Regions from separate parts of the Mus musculus genome. Here region 2 is linked to region 1. The links are chromatin loops, found by intact Hi-C in ENCODE. Cell type or tissue: left cerebral cortex. All regions are shown on one strand. Links, peaks and the distances in the headings refer to the core of each region. The heading gives the core; the rest is flanking DNA. Region 1 overlaps Frmpd1 (FERM and PDZ domain containing 1). Region 2 holds the start of Frmpd1 (FERM and PDZ domain containing 1).

Region 1 (9,096 bases), core at 507-8,506:
CCAGCCATTTTATAACTTATGAGTAAATGTGTCTCTTATCAACAAATCCTTATTTAAAACATCAGTCTCAAGATAGGAAATGGCTCTGTGGTTAAGAACGCTTGTTGTGCCGGGCAGTGGTGGCACACGCCTTTAATCCCAGCACTTGGGAGGCAGAGGCAGGCAGATTTCTGAGTTCGAGGCCAGCCTGGTCTACAGAGTGAGTTCCAGGACAGCCAGGGCTACACAGAGAAACCCTGTCTGGAAAAAAAAAAAAAAAAAAAGAAAAGAAAAGAAAAAGAAAAAAAAAAGAACACTTGTTGCTCTGAGTTCAATTCTCTGTATCCACAGGGTGCTTCTAACTGTTAACTCCAGCTTCAGGGGATCCAGTGCTCTCTTCTGACTTCCCTCCCCCTCTCCCCCTCCCCCTCCCCTCCCCCTCCCTCCCCCTCCTCCTTCTTCTTCTTCCTCCCCCCCCTCAGCTTCTCTCTCTCTCCCTCCCCCTCTCTCTCTCCCTCTCTCTCTCTCTCTCTCTCTCTCACACACACACATAAATAAAAGATAAAAATAACCCTTAAAGCAATCCATCTGAAGGCTCAGATTCCCCTTAACAAACATGTCTTTTCACAGCATCCCCGCCTTCTCCCATCAACCCTGGGTCTTTCTGTATCAAAAATGAGTAGAGAGCATAACCAGGAAAAACAAAAGAAGTGGTGTCACAGAGACCCAGGCTCCTGCCTCTTCTTGCTGTGTGCTTTAGCAGTTACTTCTCTTACTCTCTCTAAGCCTCTGTTTCTTCTTGTGCTACAATTCCTCTGCAGGACAGAAGGACCAGGCACAGACAAGGTTTAAAGTGGGTAACAGAGGTTCAGTAAGATGGTGGACTCTTATCAGCCGACGTTAAATTAAAAAAAAAAAAAAAGAAAGAAATCCCAGCTACTACCACCATTGTTTAGCAACATATTACTATTTCCTTTCAAGGGACTAGTAAACCCATTCATAATAAGTACTGGAATCTCCAGGCCTATCACAGCAGGCGCGGGGAGTTGGTGTGTAGCAGGCAGCCACATTTAGGACTTGTTCCTCACCCAGCCTTGGGCCGGGGCTCCCCCAGCTTCCCTTGTCCTCCAGAGAAGCACACTAAGCCTCCAGCAAATGTCTGTCACTCCCACTACATCCTTTCTGAAGATTCCAGAGTTGTGGTGAGGTACACACTAGAAGACAGCTTGCCCACTTCAGCAAGAACCGCCATCTCTAGCTTCAGACGCACCTGACTGTGCCCACTGACCAGTACTTCCTCAGCAAAGTGCACCTTCACGGGGTTGCTCTTCAGCCGGGCCCGCTTCTCCTCAGTCAAGAAGGATGACTTGGGGACTCCCTGAAAAATAGTAGCGTACTTTGGAACAGTACTTTCATAAAAGCATCTACATCTTTTTACTTCTTACACACACACACACACACACACACACACACACACTCACGGTTGCTATGGACTCAGTAAAGTGCACACAGAAGGAGGGCACTCTATTTAAAGATTTCTTTTCCTAGGATCTAAGGAGTCCACTAGACAATGTTCTTGTGTCTTTCCGTTTGGAAATTCCAATCTGTAGTGAACCAATGGTGACAAAGTGAGACAAAGAGGGCTGGAGAGGAAACCTAAGTCCCAAGTTCTACTTCACAAGTTGTGAAAATGTCCAACACAAATTCCTATGAATGGAAGCATGTGTGTGTGTGTGTGTGTGTGTGTGTACCCATGGGTGCATGCACACATGCATGTATTAGGACTTCAGGTCCTAGCTTCTGGGTATCAAAGCCTAATCCCAAGCCCTTTTGGTCTTTGTGCATGTACCTGTACTTAAACACACACACACACACACACACACACACACACACACACACACACGACACGACAGAAACACACAGACAGACACATACACATAAATAAACTTTAAAATCACTATATGATCAGCCAGGCAGTGGTGTGCACACCTTTAATCTCAGCCCTCGGAAGGTAGAGGCAGGCAAATCTCTGAGTTTGAAGCCAACCTGGTCTACAGAGTGAGTTCCAGGACAGCCAGGGCTACACAGAGAAATCCTAACTGGAGAAAAACAAAGAATCAACCAACCTCACCCACCTGTCCCTCATCAGCCCCCAGAAACAAAACAAAACAAAATTCCTCCCTAAACTGCATAACTTTGGCTGTCTTTCAGCTTCTCTGAATTTCAGGGTTTTCATCCATACACTAGGAGCTAGACAGCACTCCCAGAAACTTTGGTCTGTGTGAATTGTGACTGGCCTCTCTTGACTGTTGTCTTCTGGTATTCTCTTTCTCCAGAAGTAAAAAGACTCATATTAGCTGGTATGATTAGATAGTAAACCATTATGGATGGCTTCAGGTCGAACTGTGACATTTGAGCAATGTCTTATACGAACGAGACCAGCAGGGCATGGTCTTCCTGCCCAACAGACTATTTCCTGGCCAGCATCCCACATTCCCTTCACCACTCCAGCCAGGCTTTTAGGCCAGCCTTTAGGATGTCTGTATGTATAAGAGTCCCAAGATGGTGCTCCGAGCCATGTTCTATATAGCTGAGGGAAGAGATCTGTAACAGCATTGGGGAACTTTCTGGAAGCCAAGTTCATGGACTTAGATATCAACACACCAATGCAATGCATGACGTCCATAAAATGAACAATGGCCCTGACATTTTAATAAGAAGAAACTGTGGCGTTACTTGGCACGACTGGGCATACAACTGTGATTTGCCAACTCAGAGACATAGCTCACTTTCAGGCCATGAGAATTACCAAGACTTGAGCATGAGAGGGAAGCACAGCTCTGTTCCCATGCAGACACTCTGGGTTTTCCAATCTGAAAGAATAAGTGAACTAGGAAAAGAAGGAGTTGAAATCCGAAGTTATGAGCTCAAGGCTCCGATCCAGGTGAATCTAGGGGCTTGCGGAACTGGAATATGGCACAGTTGGCACTGCCCAAGATCAGAGAAGGGAAGACACACTTACAGACAGCCAACATCAAGTTCCCCACAACAAACATGAACGATTCAAAAAAAAAAAAAAAAAAAAAAAACCACACACACACTGGAAGAAAGCCTGTTGTTAACTCTTGGTATAGAGATGAGCAGGGAGCTTCCAACATCGATCACTGATGACTAAGGAGTCAGCAAGGACAAGTCAGAGCCGAGCAAGTTCAGTTTTCTTTTGAAGACAGAATTCCAGAGACAGACCAGGGTCCTGTGGACATGTCAGAATTCCTTCCTTCTTGCAAAGAATTTAATAATCTCTCCCACAATCCCCCTGCGGAGAAAGCTGCATGCAGAGCCAGTAGGTGGATTCAGCAATGGTTTAATCTGCACTCAAAATAGTTCTGGTTTCTTTTCTCTTTTTCTTTTCCTGTCCTTTCCTGTGCGAGGGATCAAACCCAGGGCCTCATTCCTGTTAAGACAAGGGAGTTGCCACTGAGTTAAGTAGCTTAAGCTCCCTCTGGCTGAACCCTTATGGTTGATATCTAGCAATGCCTGAGATGAAGGCAGAGGAAGAAATTTATAGGCAGAACTGTAAGAGGCCATCAGGTGCCAAGCAACAGATATTGAACAAGATCCTTGCGAATCAGAAGCTCTGAGTCAGAGGCTGGGAAAACCAAGAGCAAGTCTAAGAGAGCACAGGGGGCGGGGCTGTCAACACAGCACAGCGACAGAGTGGAGAGTGAGAGAGTGTTCACAGCAATAGGCAACCAGTCACTCAGAGGATAGAGCAACCAAGGGCAGAGCAGAAGAGAGACACAGAGAGCAGGCATTTCCAGCAACCCATCCCTGTTTCTCATGCTAGGGAGGGCAATCCCCTGAGCGTTCGGCTGAGAGCTGAAACGTTAAAGAAAATTAGCTGGCTGAGAACTAGAAAGGAAGGAGCTCTGAGAAGAGGAGGCTCCTTGACAAGAAAGGAGGCTGATGATAGCTGGCATCTATACAAATACGCCTTTCAGCCTCAGGACTATAAAAGCACAGCAGGCCAAAACACCGGGCCAAGCTACATGACCTGACATGGATTAATAGGAAGAGTGACTCTGAGGATTTAAAAAAAAAAAAAAAATCAATTGGCCAAGCAAGGGATGGGGGACTCAGCCTGGAAGCTATTCATTTGAAAACCGGCTCAGTATTTCACTGACCACAAGTATCACCCAAGCCAACAGTGTGACTGGCCTTGCCAAGTGGGAATCCAACCCTGAGCTCCACCAGCATTTCTGGTGCACACCAGAAGCAACCCTTCATTCCCGGGGCACTCTTTGGGTGGAAGTGTGGACCTTTCTGGGTGCCACCATTTGCAAGGGTCACCGAAATTATAGTCCATCCAGAAACCCATTGGCAGAGTGGGAAGTATGAGGAATAACTTCAGCTGGAAGTTGGGAGAGCCATGCTGTCAGATCTCAGAGTAGCTATCTCAGACAAGGGAGGCCATTATGAACTAGGACAGTCACTGAGAGTTATAAGGAAATAGGATCTGTCACCTTTGGAACCATGGAACTGGCTGCTTTGAGAACGAACACTCCATCATCTGTCATGGAAAAGCCCAACTCATGGGCCCCACGGCAGCCTCTTTGCTTTCACATCTGCACATTAGCACTGCAAACCAGGCAGCCCAGCATCTGTAACATGCTGCAAGCCAGGATCTCCTGGATTTGTGACATGCTACAAACTACTTCCGCAAGTGCACTGATTTTTTTTTAAAGGAATCATTTGGAGGATATGAACTACTCTTTTTCCTAGGACTTCTGAGCCCTTCCTGGGTTTACTGATAAAAAAAAAAATGTGTGTTTTTGCTGCAGAGTTAGCACTTGGAAATATTAGGGTAAAAAATGTTGCTGGTCAAGAGAATGGAATCTCTGGCCTGGGTGGACCGCTAAGTTCCAGTTGAGCTGGTGGTTCAATCTGTCTGGCTAAGAGACACCCAGGAAAGTAGGGGGTGGGGAGGTTAGGGGGCTTGCCCCAAGCCACACTAATGAGGTAGGTGGAATAATTAGCTCTTTAATGAGATACAGTTCTTTTTCCCTCCCAGAATCCCCGCCCCTAGTGCGACAGCTCACTGGAGGCAACCTTGTGAGGTTGGAGATCTGCCCACTTTTCTGAATTATAAAGAACATGATGTTTTCTTTCCCCCTTTTCTAAGCAGGCTTCTTTAACACCTCGGCCTTCCCTGGTTCTCTTACTCTTTCTCGAAAGTCTCCCGCCCTGCCCCGGCACTGGCTGCCTGCCTTGCATGTGAGTTCCACGCGGGCTTGGGTGGCACGGTGTCCCTTTCTCTCCTCCTTACCCTTCTCTTAGACAGGCTGAACTTTAGAGCCTGCTTGCCCCAGGGCTCTGCTTTTAAACTCTAATAAAACTGTCCTTGGGCTTCCAACGGAGTCCATTCTTAAACTCTCGTATTAATGAAACGAAGAACTCCAAAGGGGACATCCCCTTTAGGAAAAGAATCTTTAAAAAAAAAATGGCTAGTTGAAAAGTTATTTCATATTTCTGCAGTGCCCTTGCCAAGGGTGACTCAGTGTCACTTCATGAAAACGGTGGGGTGCCTGAAGGTCAAACAGCATCATCTCAGAAAGTGTGGGCTCAGGAGTCTGATCCCTCGGGAATAAGCCCATCCCCCTGAACCCGGTGCCACACAGTGCGCCGTGTGGCCACAGCATCCGTGACCTGCAAAGGTGGGAATGGTGAATGAGTCTTTTCTACTCTGTGTGATTTCCTCCTGGTGAAAATTATGCAACATATTAATTGTCACTATAATATTAAAATAATTAATGTAATAGATACAAAAAATGCAGACTTGGGGCTGAGGCGATGGCTCAGTGGTTAAGAGTCTGTGCTGCCCTGGGGTCTCAGTGTTACACATCTTTAATCCCTCAGTGCTCAGAAGGCAGAGAGGCAGGAGGATTTCTCTGACTTTGAGGCCAGCCTGGTCTACACAGTGAGTTCCAGGACAGCCATGGCTACATGGTGGGACTTTGTCTCAGATAAACAACAACAACGAACAATCCATGCTACATTTCCAGAGAACCTGAGCTCGAGTCCCGGCACCCACCTCGGGTAGCTCAGTTGCCTGTGCCTCCCAAGAGCCCGGTGCCTTCCTCCAGCTCCCCTGGGCCCTGCACCCAGGTGTACAAACCCACGCACAGATGCATACATGCACATGAAATTTAAGAACAATATCAATTTTTTAATGCGAACTTTAAGCCAGAATGTATTTTTCCATAAAACCTGCATTCTAGAGAAATAGTCATGAATGTCTAAGCTTCGGATTTTATAATTCCCAATCTGTCTCAATTATATTCTAAGAATCTCCCATAACTGCAGCAACATCAATCTTGCTTGGTACACACAGCTTGGTCATTTTTCACGCTGCCATGTCTGTAAAATGGTTTGGGACACTTCTGGAAGAGGCCCAGCCTATGGTCAGGGCATTTCTCAGGGGTCCGGGTGGGCTCCCCTGTGGGTCCTCCTGGGTGTGGTGCTCACGTTTCTGCTGGGAAAGCTTGGTATGGGAATACAGACAATTTTTCCTCCCCTACTTTCCAATTTGTAAGCCGCACGGCTACGTGCCACTTTCTGCCTGACAGAACCAAGTGCTGTATTTTGTCCATTTCGTGGAACTGCTGCGGGGGAAACCCCCACCTAATTAAGATTAAGATGTTTCCCATTGAGATGATAATAAGCTAAATAAAAAGAAAGGCTTACCACCTGCACTGTTATTACACTGATTAGCCCTCTCCATCTTTATATCGGGTTCACATTATTTCATAGACAGACTTTGGCAGGAATAAAAAAGCCTCCACGCAGCCTGCATAGAACACTCAGCCCGACATATTTATAGCAAACATTTTAATTCTAATTGGGTGACTTTCTCCCCTACTGTTCCCAAGAAGTAAAAATAAAACACTTGTTGAATGGGGAGAAAAGACTATTTCTTTGTTTACGGAGTGTTGGGACCACAGAAATGTTATGTTTTCATGCGACTAAAGGGCCATTTCTTCCTCTGTCCTCCTTCCTATGGCTGTGTGCACAGGAAACCTCCAATAGCCAATAGTCAGTCATCCGTATTGTTTGTATCTTATTTCAAACAGGCAAAGGGGAGGGGAGGGTGGTGGAGGGGTAACCAGGAAATGGGATATCATTTGAGATGTAAATGAATGGAATGAGAGTACTAAAAATAATTTTTTAATTACATTATTTTGTGTGCACTCATGTGTGCATATGTGCCTGTGTATGTGTGTGTGCAGTGACAGTCACATGTTACTAGGCCCACATGGCAGTCAGAAGACACCATGGAGGAACTGGTTCTTTCTTTTCACTATCGAGGTCCCAGGCACTGCACTCGGGCCATCGGGCATGCACCAATACCTACTCTATAACAGAGTATGGTAGGCATAAGCATGCCTGTGTTCCAACTACTTAAAACAGTTGAGGTCTTACATACATAACTACAGTACCGGCTCCCGGGAGCCTGAGGCAGAATTCACTATATATAAAAGGGAAAGTTTGATTCTTATTATTCTCTTTAATCATTTTTGTTGATTGTTTTAGTTTATTGAGACAGGATCTCATATAGCCCAGGCTGGCCTTCATCTGGCTAAGTAGCTGAGGCTAGCCTTGAACTTCTGCCCCTGCCTGACAATTCCATGCATCCCCATCTTCTTGGTTCTATTTTTTTCTAACTTTTCACCAAATACTTAATTGATTTCCTTTTTAACTAGTAGAAACAGTTAAGATTATCAATTTTACTCTGATCACAGCTTCAACACAAAGTAATTTTGTTGCTCTTGTTGTTGTTCCCATGTGGCCCTGACTATCCTAGAACCTACAATGTAGACCAGGATCTCCTTCCTGTCCTTTCAAGTACTGGGATTAAATGCCTGTGCCCTCACACACAGCTCAGTTTTTATTTAAAATTATATTCAGGAAAGGAAATCTTTATAGCTTTATTCATTTATTTTTCTTTGTGTATTTTTTAATAGGATCTCATATAAAGTCTAAGGTAGCCTTGGGCTTGCTCTGTAGCCCAGGTTGGCCTCAAACATTTGATCCTCCTGAGATCAAATCTCAGCTTCCTGGGAGCTGGGATTTTAAGTGTAAGCCACCACACCTAAACCTATATGCTTTTTTTTTTTTAATTTAAAAATTATTTGCTGCACTTCCTTGGTAATCTAGTAGGTGGTCAATCAGGTTAGGTTATTAAATACATTATTAAAATTCTGTATGTTAGCCGGGCGTGGTGGCGCATGCCTTTAATCCCAGCACTCGGGAGGCAGAGGCAGGTGGATCTCTGAGTTCGAGGCCAGCCTGGTCTACAAAGTGAGTTCCAGGACAGCCAAGGCTATACAGAGAAACTCTGTCTCAAAAAAAAAAAAAAATTCTGTATGTTATTCCCACTTCCTTTTTTGATCTATTGTTTAGTCAAATTCTTAAAATGAGAATTTTTTGGTCAACATCTCCTCCTTGGTCAGTTTGCTCTTACAACTTGATCCCACGAGCTATCCTGTGTTGAGGTCATCACACTTACATCCTGCCTCCTGGTTGGCCTCAGATGATAAAACTGTCACTCCCGGCACCTCATTTGGTGCTTTGGATGATCCGTCAGACAGACAAGGCAGTTACTGTCACCAGTGAAAACTTGAAGAAGAGACTTGTCCAAAGTCGTTCCCCCAAGCCTGTCTTGGAGCTTCCAGTTTGACGTCCCTCCATTAGCACACTGTGCATCACAGATGGTCTCCTCCCCTGAGCAGCAGGTCCCTAAGGCCTGGACCATATCTGTTTCCTCCACAGCACCTATGTCCAGGAGGGCTTCAAGCCATGTTGGCTGACTAGCCATCCACTGCCTGGCAACTGCCACCCTCTGACCTCTGCCCTACTGACTACGGGATATCGTCCAAGAGCATTAGTGTCTTTGGATCAGGGAGAGTGAAACTAACATATAGAACAAAAAGAGAGGTTTACCGATGTGCAGCGGACAACTGTAATTGAAAGAGCATCTTCAGTTTCCCTGAAAAACAGAAAAGGATAAAAGAAAAGGTTTCAGTCATTTGTGTGTGTGTATGTGTGTGTGTGTGTACA
Region 2 (9,096 bases), core at 592-8,591, 69 kb after region 1:
TGGTACCAAGGTTGGTACGGCCAGATACTCAGCCCCACCCAAGCTTTCTCTTCATATATTGGTTCGCAACTAAGGGGCACGACTTTGCCCCTTCATTAGAAAGGGGAAGATATATAGGGACGAGAGGAAGATGACAGAGGGTGGGGCACTAAGAGAAAAGGAAGGGGTGAGCAAGAAGAGGGAAGGCAGTGGAGGGAGAGAGGACAAGGCATCCTGAATGGCGACTGAGCGTGCCATTCCCCAAGCACAGCAGCAGCAGCTTCGAGCGAGTGCTACAACCTGCTGATCCCTCTCCAAACTCCTGGTTCTCCGTGGTTCTCTGCTGCAGATACGGAGAGCTTAAGCCAGAATGTGTCCAGTAAGTACTGAGGGACTGGCATCTGTGTAGGCAGGCCCCCTCAGTCCTGAACACATCGAGACCCTCAGGCCTCGGGACTTGCTGTTCCTTCTACCTGGGATACTCCTTAGCATCTTTTATTTGGAGTTTATCAATACAGGATTCTCAGACTGAGCACTCTTTTGTTTGTTTGTTGTTTTTCAAATTAGGGCGTATGGAGATGGCTCAGCGGTTAAGAGCACCTGCTACTCTTGCAGAGAACCCGAGTTCAAATCTCAGAATCCACATGGAGGCTCACAGCCATCCATAACTCCAGTTCCAGGGGGACCCGATGCCCTCTTCTGACCTCTGAGGCCACCAGGCACACACATGATACACAGACAGACAGACAGACATGCAAGCAAAATGCTCATACACATAAAATAAATCCAATACATACATAATTTATTCTACTTGCCTGTGTGCAAGTGCTCTGTGCACATGCGTGTGTATGCATGCACACATCACATGGACACACGTGTGTGAATGCATCGTGGCATGCACATGACAGTCAGAGACAACTTTTGGGAACCGGTTCTCTTTTCCTACCACGTGGACCCCGGGAACTGAACTCAGGTCATCAGACTTGGCAGCATGTGGCTTTACCTATGGAGCCACCTTCCCAGCCCCCTCTTCTATGTACCTTATATGTATCAACATCTAACTCTCACAACAACCTTATAATCCTCTAGTAAGCAAATAAAGAATTCCCCAGAAGATCAAATAACCTGGAGCTGTTGAGATGGGCCAGACTAAAAATGCTCCTTGCTACCAAGTCCTACAGCCTGAGTTCAAGTCCCAGAATCCACACAATGGAAGGAGAAAACTAACTCTCACAAGTTGTCTTGTCCTCTGACCTCCATATATGCACTGTGGCACATGTGCACATGCATGCATGCTACACACACACACACACACACACTCTTTTTTAAAGTACTAGATAACCTAAAGGAAGAATACATAGAGGATAAGGGCTAATATGCTAATCTAGGCAGTATGGCCCAAATCTGTACTCTCTTCCAGGAAGCTTCAACACAGCCCCTTCCCAAGATCCTTTGGGGACCTAGACAAGTATCCCTAATGTCCCCACACTTCATCACGTTCTCTTATACACGTTCTCTTAGCCCCGAGTATCTCCTTCCCAGCATAACCTGCAATTGCCTTATTTATGTATTTAGTTGTTTTCGTCTGTTTCTCTAGCCAGAATATAAACCTCAACAAGACAGAGATCTTGCCTTTTGTATTCCTAGAATAACCCTCTGGCTCCCGGTAGCCATCCTGTGAATAACTGCTGAGTGCACAGGGAGGGAGTGCACAGAGGCTGTGTTGTGCTAAGCAGAGACATAAAGTGGTGAGTGCTATTTCTCACTGTTTGTCCTGTTCTTCTCTGACCACTGTGAACGTTCAGCATCCTACACAAAAGCAGAAGGGAGCCACGGCCCAGTTCCCAGTGTATACGGACAAAGTTGACATGTTTATAACTGGCTGTCAAATCCTTCTGCCTGGGTCCTTGAGCACACAGTGATAAGCTTGTGGGAGGCAGGGATCGAGGCTTCTGATTTAACCCATCTGCAACCTCCACCACGTTTAGTATTTACAGGACACTGGAAGCTGTTCATGTCCGTATCAGATTGGAGCCCCCTCCAGATAACAAGTGCCCATCTCTGGGACCAGGAGGTTCCCTGAGAATGAACATGCTGTCACAGCCCTGGTAGGAAGGTTCTAAGTCAAGGCAGAAACTAAGACAAAGACACCATTTTTATATTCCACGAGTGCACAGCAACACACCGAACTCGCTGCCCATGAACACACTACAGAGGGATCCAATTCTGACCAAATGCCTATTATATACAAACACCATGATAGACGCTTCTACCTATGATCTATCTTGTGCATTGACAATTATCTTTAATTTCCTTTGATAAATGAGAAGAGTGAAACTCAGAGGACCCAAATCCCAAGCGGAGACCAAGGCACTTCTGCCTATCTTCTGCTCTCAGAGGGCTCTGCCTGCTCTGCACTTCCACTGGATTCCATGCTCCTTGCTGACCTGAACTTTACTAGCCAGTGGTCATCCAGTTCCTTTCCATGAAAATGACCTCCCTGCTGAGACCCTTGCCTTCCTTCTACCTTCCTGGGGGGCAGCTCCTCCAATTCTCCAGCTGGAATTCACAGTTTGCACAAGCCCCAAGGGATGACCAGAAGCCCCATGGTCTAAGTCTCTACTCCTCCTGAGACCCTTAGCCCACGCAGCAGAGAACCCTGTCAGTAGTTTTCCTCATCTCTTTCCATGAGAACCAAGCACTAGATGATGAAGAGAGTCACGCTTGTGTTTGAATGCCTCTGGGGGCAGGGCCAAGTGAGCCTCCAATTCCAAGTGGCACTTGGGAAAGGCAAACGCAGGTATCACAACCCCACCCTGTCACAAAACTCCCTCTCCCCAGACTTCTGACTTCCGAAAGCCTGAAACCGAAAACCAGCATGTCTAGGAAGGAAATCAAACAAAACTGCTTCCACGAGATGTTTCTCACTGGGGCGCACTAATTGCAGCACAAGATACTGGGCAGTGGGACAAATCTCACCTTCTATCACACACGCTCAGGTATCTCGTTCTCAACTTCGCTCCGGCTACACCAGAATTCACCTATCCCGGAAGTCAAGACACGTCTTTTCTGAACTGTGGGCCTCTGCAGCCCCATGGACATGGACACGCAACACCCACCGGAGGACTCCTGATTTAGAGCGAGTCTCCATAACCAGAACTGTAAAACATCTCAGCCTCCCCTTAGACTGGAATTAAGCATCCACTAGCCTCCTTCAGGGCCCTACAACAGGGCATTATCTTCCCCCCTCAATTTTGAGAGGTTTTGGCAAAAAAATAATAAATAAATAAATAACCACCTCACAAACAGAAACATTTCCTGATCTATAAGCCACTTTGAAAACAAATCATTATGTCGTTGAATATTTTATGACGGCCAATGCACCGGAGTAAGCAAGGCGCGCTCTCACCAACCCTTGCCATGTCTATTTTGAGACTCCTAGAGCAAACCCCAAATGCTTCCTTTATTTTTTCCAAACACCAATTTGTAAGTGCTGGATAGATTCTTGATGGATTAATGGCTCCACCCAAACTGACCCTGCAAACCAGAGCTCAGAGACTCCCCTTCTGTAGAGTTTTATAGTAACTGACCTCAAAGAACATCTCACTACTTTCACCCTACCTTAGAGGCACCAAAACCAGCCTCAAAATGTGGACTTGCCCAAGGTCACACAGCCAGGATGGCTCTGGGACACCTAGCCCTTGCAGCTACTCCATTTCCAGAGGCCATTGCCACACCCATCCTTAAGCTCAGTCAAGGCTGCTGCGGGTTAGGGACGCGACCTGTCCCTCCCCACCAATACAGACTTCTGTAGGTCTTCAACATTCCTCTCCACTCCCCATGAGCTCTGGAGCTGACACACTCTCGGGCACCCCCCCCCCCACTCAAAACAGAGCAATACAAGCGTGACGCTTCAGCCGATCGTCCGGGCGAACAGCTCAACCCACTCTGGTGCAGGTATGGCAGTGGAGACCGGACAGGCAGGGCTCATCTGAGGTCACTCAGAAAGTTGGCGCTGGCTGCGGCCGCACCTGAACCCAGGGCTGCCTCGCGGCTGGTCGCTCCTCCCACAACTACACCGTGCAGACCTCGGAAACTTAAGGCACACGGATCCCATGCACAGAGTTAACCGTTGCAGGTCCCAAGCAAGCTGGCGGCCACGCCACGGACGCCGGGAGAGGGGACACGAGGAGTGGAGCGGGTCACCCGGGAGCGCAGCGTGGAGGGCGGCGCGGAAGAAGCCAAGGAGCAGCTCCCAGAGACGCAGGCCTGGGCTGTGGGGATCCAGGTATCCCCAAAACTTTGCGGCGGCGCGGGGGGCCTCGCCCTTACCTGAGGAGGAGGCGCCGCCCGCGTGCACGCGGAGCCGGCGGGAGCAGTAGCTGGGGCGCCCCGCCCAGCGGCGGCCACGGTAGCCGGCCGGGCTCGGGCAGCGGCTCGGCTTGGGCTCCGGCTCGGCTCCGGCTCCGCCTCCCGCGCCGCGGCTGCAGCCCGAGGGGGGAGAGGCCGGGCCCGGCTGCGCCCGCGCCGTCTGGCGGCGGCAGGTGCTGAGGCTGCAGCTGCGGGGCCACCAGCTGCCGGCGCCGCGACCCCCGCCCCGGGGGAGGAGCCCCACGCACCGCCCACGCGGGCTCCTGAGGTCCTGGGCCGTCGCAGTGGGCGGTCCTGCTCCCACCCAGGCCCTGCCTCGGCTGGCCTTCCCCAACTCACCCGCCGGGGGATACGCAGCGTCCCCACGGGAACACTGAGGCTGGGAGGGGAAAGGGACACCCCAAGGTCACCCAGGCCAGCAGCCTAAGCTGGAACTCGGAATGACCCCCCTTCTAAGCTCTGGCTTCCCAGCTTTCTTACCCCGCGGTAGGAGACCCTGGGGAACACAGAGGATCTTTATACTTCCCTTGTCTCCCAGTCCTTGCCTCCCCAGTCTCTCCTGCTGAGGGCAGTGGAAGAGAGTGGGCTCACTTTAGGCACTGTTGACCACTACCCCGTCTCTGCCCTGAGAAGTCATAGTCCCCCAATCCTTCTGTTCTGGGGGAGGGGGCTCGGAAGATCTAGAAGCCTTAAACTACTGAGATACCCTGGGGCTCTGCACCCATGCCCCTTCTGATCCCCGCCCCCACCCCCCAAGCCGAGTAACCCAGTTCCCATGTTACAATTCTACCACCTCTTTCCCCATGCAAGTCTCTTAAGATGGAATAGCTACACCCCCAGGCTTACGCTGTGCTAGACACTGGAGAAGTGGCCTCCAGAAAAACCTGGTACTGTTTCCTAGTACAGTCTAGCCGATTGAATAAAGTGCTGATCCGGTGCCCGTAGCACCATCCCGCCTACTGAAGGGGGTGCCTCTGAACAACAACTGGAGTTGGCCAACTAGAGTGTGGGAAAGCATTCCAGAGGACCAGAACAAAGCTCTCAGGATATCGCAGCTTTCACTGAAACAGGAGCAGAAAGGGAGCAGAATTGAAGAGTTAGAGGAGGCAGTTCCTGGTCAGTATTCCGTGCTATCCTTAGCTATCATGGGAGGAGGAGTTTTAAGGATAGAAGGTGGCAATCTTGTTGCCACCAGATTATCAAATTAGACCACTCTGGGAATCAAATGAGCACAGACAAGATCCTTAATCCAGTGACAAGTGGGCAAAGCAACAGGTCAGCCCTTGGCCTGATGAAGACAGAAACTCCAGCACCCACCAGGTCCCTAGCCTCCAGTAGTAGGACCCAGGGTTAGCACCACTGGGGGAAGTGGGAAGAAACGGAAGATACAGAAGCATGGTGGGTATAAAGTCAGCTTTAAGAAAATTAAATATATTTCGCAATAGCTTATGAACTGACGATTTACAGTAAACTGAAAGACTGTACCGTGGATGGAGATTATGTGCACAATCCAGATTAAACACCAATGGGGCACTTGTCACACAGGAAAATAAGAACCCAGCCCTGTTGTCAGCAAGAACAAAAATTTCCCATCAGGTCAGATCCTGTCCCTCACAGTTTCCTAGCTGCCTGGGTCGATAATGTTTCACACAGGGCCGTCATTGGCTTCAGAGGCTCTGCTCTGCGTGGGATGCCCCCCTGCACGCTCATCCCTGACAGCCTGCTGCACTGTTTCTCCCTACATCTGCCGTTCTGGTGGGTCCCACAGTGCCAGGCACTCTTTGCCTTAAGGCTGTTTTCCTCCTTTCACCCTTGTGGAACAATTCTTTTCCTTAATTTTATTAGAATGTATTCAGTGTGCCAGGCTTCATAGATGCCATCAAGGACATCATCGTACCCTCTGACCATATTCACTAGCCATCACTATCCCGATCTCCTTCCAGGTCTGTTCTTTTTCTCTTCATCTTGAATTCTCAAGTGTACAGGGTTTCTCTGTATAGCTCTGTCTGTCCTGGAACTCACTTTGGAGACCAGGTTGGCCTCGAACTCAGAAATCCGCCTGCCTCTGCCTCCCGAGTGCTGGGATTAAAGGCATGTGCCACCATGCCCGGCTAAGTGTACACTTTTTACACACAAGTATGGAATCTACCTTTTACATAAGAGAAGGCATTATTTGTCTTTCTGCGTCTGACTCCTATGGGCTGTGTGACTCAAGTCAGGTGGTTCTTCTGTGCTCCAAACCCGGACACACAAACACCTGCTGAACTCCCAAATGGTCCTCCAGGGCCCCAGGCTCAAACTCACATCTTTCCCCTAAATTATGTTTCTCCGTCTCTACTTATGGTGGTACCATCTTCCTAGAGGCATCAAACCAGGAAACCAAATAGTCATCTTACTCTTCCTGTACCTCATACGTAGTGGTCACTAAATCCAGTCCACACTGTCTCCTTACCATCCCTTACACTCAGTTGATAGCCTAATTTTAATGATTATTTGTGAGTGAGTGCGTGTGTGTGTGTCTGTGTGTGCATGCCCATGCATGAACATGCAGAGGCCTATGGAGCCCAGAAGCATCAGATCCCTGGAGGTGGAGTAACAGGCTATTTCAAGTCACCTGACATGGGTACTGGGAACTGAACTCAGTCCTCTGCAAGAGCAGTACATACTCTTAGCCACTGAGCTGGCTCTCTCCAGCTCAGTCTCGCTGCTTCTCACAAAGGCTATAGTAATACCTCTTGTCTCATCAATTTCTCCTTCCTCCTTCCAGTGCTGCTACAGTCTCTAAACACATGTCAGGTCTCCTGAGGATTCACCTGCTGATTAAGTCTTATGGCATCTCTCTACATAGTCTTGACTGTCCTGGAACTCACTTTGTAGACCAGGTTGGCCTTGAACTCAGAGACCCACCTGCCTCTGCCTCCCAAGTGCTGGGATTAAAGGTATGCACCACCACACCCGACAATTTATGCTCTCCTATGGCTGCAGGCCCATTTCTACTCACTGCACACTTGACCACCAAACACCTATGCTCCTAGACTATATCATGCAATGAAAGCTAATATAGACTTGAGCCAAGGTATCTGGGTTTAAATCCCAATGCTGCTACTTTTTTAACCCTGTATAATTTGGGAGAAAGTTCTAGAACCTCACTTCTGAGTTTCTTCCTCTAGAAAAGAAGCATAACAGCAATGCTTACAACCCACAGTGATCTAAATTCAGCTTTGGGACGGGGGTGGGGTGGGGTAGCCTGTTAGCCAGTGCTGTCAATTTTAACCGCTTATAACCGTGTGGCTTGCTCTGTTTACAGAGAAGGAATCTGTTAGTCCAATGAGTAAGTACCTTACTAACGATTAAAGCAGCTGCTCTGACATTCATACAGGATTCAGAATTTCTCATAACCAAAGACTTTACACAAGAGCTTTCCTCCCTGTAGGAGGCCTCCTTAGTTCCCCACTGGATAGACAAACTCTTCATCTTTAGCTTAAGGCTTTCCTCAAGCCCCCTAGTCTCCCTCTGCACATCTGGTACACTTGTACGTCCGTCAAACTTGGTCACGTGTGTGTGGTTTGGTAACATGTCTGTCTTATGGGGACCTCTTGAGAAAGGTAACGCCTAATTAGGTTTTGTGTTTTCAGTATGCCATAAGTGTGTCTGAGTGAATGAATAACTCAGCAAATATTATAAGCATACATACACACAGATACACACACATATACACATATATAGATGTAGATATCATATAGGTATACACGGTCCTCAAGGCTTGACCCTAACAGCTGTCATTTCAGTATCAATCCCTCCCAGCATCCTCCTCTGTCACCCAGAAGAGTCATTTCTGATGCGAGGACAGCATTGGATGATGCTGTAATCTCCCAGAATGAGACAGCAAGACTGATATTTGCCTGTGCCTTGCCCCTATCGGATGCCGTGCCTTTTTTTAGTGACACCATGTAATAACCCATAATGAGACTCTGTGTTGCATCCTAATGAGACTTCCTGACTGAAACATCTGAGGCTTTAATTTATTTCCTTTAAGTACCATTTCAACTCAAAGTTTGCTCTCTCTGTGGTGGTGAGGGTTCCATTTGTCATCAGCTAAGTTCCCATACCTTCCCTTTATCTCTATTAATCTTCTTTGCATTCAAATACTCCTAAGAGTGGACTTACTAGTGAGCATTTCTATACAGTTGCCTTCTTAGAACGCCCAGCTCTTCCTGACTGCACATCTATTGTTCCCAAAATAGAACAGTTTACTGCTTCACATTTCAGCTTTACTGTCGCAGAGATTTAGGATGAGGCGCACTCTTCGTAATGACCGCATTTCATAGGGTTTAAAAAAAAAATAAACCCACGACCCCGCCATTCTGTATGGAGTAGTGTTTTGCTTAATTTGTGTGGCAGAATGCAAGTGTACTGGCAACGTTAAATACCTTCCCATCAAAATAATGAGAAGCAGGATAGGTGGAAAGGAACCACAGTGGCCTGAAGTAGGACCAAAAGAGAGGTGTCATAGTGGTCTTCTATTTGCATACATCCACTCATGCTTGGAGGCTCAGCACAGAGACATGGAGTCCCCTGATCTTCTAGGTCTCTTTCAGATCTGCAGAGTGAGCTTCCTTAATGGGTTTCCAAGCTGGTACTCATTCACTCCTCCAGCCTTGCTGAGTGCCCGTCATGTACTTAAGCCCTTTGAAGTGGATAATTTTAATATAGAGACACACTTGATGAGGAATATTGTAGTTTGGC

Evidence for each region. Hi-C counts contacts between places; a loop is a spot of excess contacts. Peaks named below come from ENCODE experiments on the same cell type or tissue, not always from the same donor. Only the 100,000 strongest peaks of a DNase experiment are listed, where the experiment ranks them.
Region 2: it touches region 1 in a loop (2.1-fold over the local background); 5 of 42 quality-filtered maps call a loop at or near these places.

The regions. Positions count from the first base shown.
Region 1 is chr4:45,249,103-45,258,198 of GRCm38, reverse strand. It overlaps Frmpd1 (FERM and PDZ domain containing 1), which reads right to left. Exons shown (of 16, transcript NM_001081172.2): 5 at 8,980-9,025; 6 at 1,250-1,357. Among named protein-coding and RNA genes, the nearest start is that of Frmpd1os, 9.7 kb to the right of the region's middle. In left cerebral cortex, for the core only: no CTCF peak of the experiment used is centred there; DNase peaks (open chromatin) are centred at 3,680, 3,961 and 5,107.
Region 2 is chr4:45,180,173-45,189,268 of GRCm38, reverse strand. Frmpd1 (FERM and PDZ domain containing 1) reads right to left here and starts at 4,363. Exons shown (of 16, transcript NM_001081172.2): 1 at 4,312-4,363. In left cerebral cortex, for the core only: a CTCF peak has its summit at 4,527; DNase peaks (open chromatin) are centred at 4,623, 5,283, 7,613, 8,308 and 1 more place; H3K4me3 peaks cover 2,317 bases; H3K27ac peaks cover 1,042 bases.